Regions from separate parts of the Homo sapiens genome. Here region 2 is linked to region 1. Evidence: chromatin loops called from intact Hi-C (ENCODE). Cell type or tissue: ovary. All regions are shown on one strand.

Region 1 (2,500 bases):
GCCAGGAAAGGGCCGGGCAGAAGGGGCTTTGGGTTTTAACCTAACTCACCCCGACTGCCTGCTTCTTCACCCAGCCATCATGGAACGTCTCTGTGCCTCTTCCCTGCTCTCGTGGAGGCCTGGGTCAGGCAGCTGCCCAGAGGCAGACGTGCACTGTGACCCTAGAAGACTGTTCCAGACAGGCCAGCCCAGGCAGAGACAAAACAGGGACCTGCTCCTCATTGGTGTCACGACCAAATGCAGGGGATTTGCTAAGGGAGGCGCAGCCATGAATTGGGAGCCAGCTTCGTGCTCTGCCACTCCTTCTTGCTAATCCCTCGAAAATCCAATCAGAGCTGTTTCCCTCCATGAAACCAACTGGACACAGCACATACTGGCCGGACCTCTGCCAGCATGGAGTGGATCTTTTTTCTGTTTAAAGAACCAGGTTTCAAATGTTCTTAATAAAACGTTTATATATATCATGCAGGGTGCAAATAAATATTTTAATATAATTGGAAGAATGTAGAGAATTGTAAAAAGTTATGGAAGTTTTACTTCTGATTGGCCAAGACTCAATAAACTCTGGTTTGATGTACTCTAATTTATAGGCGTGCAAAGCCAACTCTTTGGCATCAGAGAGGCCGTTAACGTTGTAATGATGTTTAAACGCTGACAAATGAGCTGCTTGGGCGGCACCTTCAGCCCTGAGAATGGAACTGTTGGAGCTGGAGGACTTGCCTGTCCCCAGCTTTCTCCCTTCCTCCCGTGCTGGTGGAGCAGGTTAAGGGCAGGAGGACTGTTCATTGGGGCGACTGCTCCCCATCGGTTGAGGGGAGGGCACAAAGGGGACCCATGGCTTCTTTTTCACTGTTGTCCCTAATTATGGTCTTTCTCATTAAAATAACAAGGACCATTTCTGCTAGAAACGCTGACACATGTTTTTACTTTTCTGGGCCGATGGAAACCACATGTAGAATCCATTCCTTCCTTTTTTCCCTCCAAAATGCAAATGGAAGAGCTGGTCCAGGGGGTCCCCGGTTGCCCAGCCCTGAACAGAGGCTTGGGGAAGCCCCCTACTCCCACGCCAAGACGTGACTTGCGCTTCTCTGGGCACTTTGTGCCAGCCCTACCAGGGAGTGCTGCCCCGCTCCCCAGGTCTCCCTCTGCTTGCTGGCACTGGGCACTCCCAGCAGGCATAACCCGAGCAGAGCTGAGTGGTTATTTATAAACTCTCTTGAATGCCAAAGCGCCAGGAACAATCCATTCCCCCCGTTTGCAGGAACATACTTTCAGCATAACTCATCACTTTGAAGATGGGTCCAAACTTTTGTTCACATTTATTGACAGGAAGTTGTTTTTCAAAGCTCAAGTCAGCAGGCAGGCCCCGGGCCAAGAGGCTCCGCCACCTCAAGCTGGCGCGGCTCTGAGGGCCCATAAATTGTGTTAGCCTCCCACCCACCCCTCTCTCTCCCTTTTTCCGCTAGAATTTGCCCAGAGGTTGAACATTACGTTTTCCCTTTGTAAAGTTTCTTCTTAAACTTTTTCTTTCTTTCTTTTTTTTTTTTTTAAGAGAAAATCACCTATTGGAAGTGTTAAGAGGTTCTTTTCCTCTCTGAAATTCTAACCCTTTATGGTGCTCTTGAACTTCCTCTTTCCCGCATAAGCCACTCTGAGCCCTCCTTACTGCATGAAATTTCTCGGCCAAGGGTCCTCCTTCTCATCCCCCTACTTGAGCCTTGAAGCAAGAATGTCCTCCCGGGCTCTAAGAGCTCTGCCTCTCCCCAGGCCTCTCTCCCCTCAACTGGGAATCAGGAATCCTAGGGCAGGTTGTCCCAAGGCCTGGAGGGGCCATCAGGCAGGAGGACTCAGTGATGTGGGGTCTCCTGTGGCTTCTTAGCTCTCTACTCACCCCACACATTTACCCTTTGGGGCTGACCTGGGTGTCCATGACTTATAGATCTAATCCTCCCCCAACATCCCACTAATGTTCCCAAATTGTCCCGCCCCCAGTGGGACCCCTCCATTCCCCTTTAAATAGACTCTTCTCCCTACAGCCCTGAGCTCTTCCAGTTACCCCAACCAGGGACCTGGGGGTCATCCCAGACCTCTCCCAGATTCCTGCCCCTGGTTGGGCACTGAGTCCTAAGTGTTTCTGTACCAAATTTGTCTTCCTACCCCTTCACCACTGCCTGGTTTCAGGCCCTGCTCCATTTTCGGGGTCACTCCCAGACCTCGGCAGGCCAACTTCTCTGTGTCCCAGATGCCTTTTCTGTAAATCGGGGCAATGTCAGTGCCCACCCCACTGCGTGGTGGCAAGCATTTCATGGGCTCATGTTTGCAAAGCACGCAGGATGGCTCTGGGCATCTTAAGTGCCACAGGTTGTTCTCCTGCTGCCGCTTTTCTTGGGTCTCTGGGTCACCCTGTCACTCTGAGTCAGTCCATTCCTTATGCAGCCACCGAGAGGACCTTGAAACAATGCACAGCACATTCTGCCATGCCTGTGCTTGAACCCTGTGC
Region 2 (2,500 bases), 110 kb after region 1:
TGGCCCTGTCTCCCAGGTGTGCAGGAACAGGAAGCACAGATCCCCTGGGTGGGCCGTCCCTACTCCCGTGCCTTGCTTCCTGGGACTATGCTTCCTGCCCCCCTCCCTGGCACGGTGCGCCGTGGACCGGATGTGAGTGTGGCGTGTGCTGGATCCCAGAGGTTGGTGTCCGGCTCCAAGGGTGTCTTCTCCAAGCCCATCTTTCAGTCTCACCAGTGCATTCCATTCTCACCCCTCGTTTGCTGGAAAATGGATTCCTGGGTCTGCAGTAAGGGTATGCCAGATCCCATATGGGTAGCTTGAACTCTCCCTGAGCTCTCAAAGATTGATGTTGGCTGGGGGCTGCAGGCTTCTGCAGAATAGCCAGGTGACCCACATTATGGCAGAGGGCAGGACAATTATAACAGGGCAAGACCTTAGATGATCCTACTGTCCATCCACATGAATGCCAACTGCTTCTGATCCTCCTTTCTGAGAATGGGAACGGACACACTCGCCTGGTCAGAGCCTGCCTTCTCCCCATCTACAGCCATACCGCTCTGCTCTGGCAAAGACATCGCGTCTGGCCCAGCAGCTGCAGCTGGGGCTAGGGCTTGGTTGGGTCTGTGGGAGCCCACGCAGTCCTCGAGGGTGTGAGCTTCTGGAGGGACTAGACTGGTGGATTCAGTGGGGTCTGAAGAGGCTCACACTCCTGATCTTTTAGGTATTTGACAGTGGCAGGAATTTCTGTGTTCCCAGGATGCAGTACGATTTTTGACTTACTGTCTTGGCTGGGGAGGAGGAATGTTTCGATGGCTTCTACTCACTTTCCCTACGCTGTCACAGCTGTTATCCATGGGTGAAGAGTCGGTACAAGGTGGTGCCAATTACCAAGTATGTCCATTCCAATCGTATGTTTGAGAAGGAGGGAGGTGATTCTTGGTGACCTGAGAACCTACTGTGGTCCATAGCTGGCCAGGACCTCCTTTATGATCTGGCCCCCAGGTGCTCTCCCTTGAACAGATGAGCATGCTCAGGTCCCCAGGCATCAATGTCAACCCAGACACAGAGTCCCACAGCCCTCTAAGTGCCTGACATTCCTCTTTCCCACATGGCTTTGAGGTCCCAGTGCTTCCATCTGGCCTCTGTTACTTCATGACTCTGTCGTCCTCATTATATCAGAGCCTCGTTCTGCAACACCACCTCCCGCCGTCAGCCCCTCTCCCCCTGAGCTTCTCAGTGAGCTGATGCCCCCTGATCGCTGCATTCCTTGTTGCTTTGGTCAATGGGATGTCCCCAGCACCTTTCTGCTGAGCATAGTCAGTGGGGACTTTCTGGCCTCGAGCATCAGGTCCCCTCTGGCATGGCCATTTCTCTGAGTGTTTTGATCCCTTCTTCCAGCCTCTGGCTCTGTGGTTCTAGATTTCCACTGCATTTAGTATGGGTCGTTGCTTTCTCCAAGCTCCCAAGGGCCAACACAGCAGCATGTTAGCACTGTCTCCTGGGGCCTCGCCAGGATGCTAAACCCTGGATCAAGGACAATGCTCCCAGATGAATAAACTCTCCCTTGGCCAACCCATGTTCCCCTGTCCTGGATCCAGCACCCTCGGGATCTGTCTTCCATGTCTTCTACTGACCTTGCTCGTACCCAGGAGCTAAGTTTTGCACCTCCTTTAGGCTAGAGTCCCTTTCTTCTCGTCAGGGGTCCAGCCCATTCCTAGTAGGGTGATTTTGTGACTTATGCCCAGTCTGGTGAACTAGGAAGGAGTTAGGAGAAATATATATATTTTTAAGGCTAAAATATACCATGACTGATTGTTTCTCTGTAAATTCAGGTCTATAGCGGTCTTAATCTTATTGATTTTCAATCAGTCTCTTTTTTTTTTTTTTTTTTTTTTTTTTGAGACAGAGTCTTGCTCTGTTGCCCAGGCTGGAGTGCAGTGGCACGATCTTGGCTCACTGCAACCTCCGCCTCCTGGGTTCAAGAGATTCTCCTGCCTCAGCCTCCTGAGTAGCTGGGATTACAGGTGCCCGCCACACGCTCAGCTAATTTTTGTATTTTTAGTAGAGATGGGCATTCTCCATGTTGGTCAGGCTGTTCTCAAACTCCTATCCTCGTGATCCACCCACCTTGGCCTTCCACAGTGCTGGGATTACAGGCATGAGCCACCACACCCAGCCAATCCGTCTCTTCTTTATTTCATGTTGAAAATCCTAGTTCCCAATATCAGGCCTTTAGTTTTATCTCACAATACATATCAGGAGTCTGAAGAAGTATACCAGCACTGCCATCAACAATGCAATGACTGAACCGACTTTAAGTCTCCATGGTTCTTTTTGTCCTTTGAACATGGATATTCAAATTGTAGTCTTCATTCTCAACGGTAGCTTTCAGCATTATGAATAGTTAAGACAAAAATCCCGAAACAATGCATTGTTCCATTTGTCCCCAATTCTACTTTGTATCTTTTAGGAGTATTTAAAAGTTTCTCTCGTTTTTGATATTTTTGTTAAATTTTCC

The links. Peaks named below come from ENCODE experiments on the same cell type or tissue, not always from the same donor. Only the 100,000 strongest peaks of a DNase experiment are listed, where the experiment ranks them.
Region 2: it touches region 1 in a loop (1.9-fold over the local background); 4 of 110 quality-filtered maps call a loop at or near these places.

The regions. Positions count from the first base shown.
Region 1 is chr2:238,596,050-238,598,549 of GRCh38, forward strand. No RefSeq gene overlaps it. Among named protein-coding and RNA genes, the nearest start is that of LINC01107, 42 kb to the left of the region's middle. In ovary, no CTCF peak of the experiment used is centred here; a DNase peak (open chromatin) is centred at 1,232.
Region 2 is chr2:238,703,496-238,705,995 of GRCh38, forward strand. No RefSeq gene overlaps it. Among named protein-coding and RNA genes, the nearest start is that of LINC01937, 15 kb to the right of the region's middle. In ovary, no CTCF peak of the experiment used is centred here; no DNase peak of the experiment used is centred here.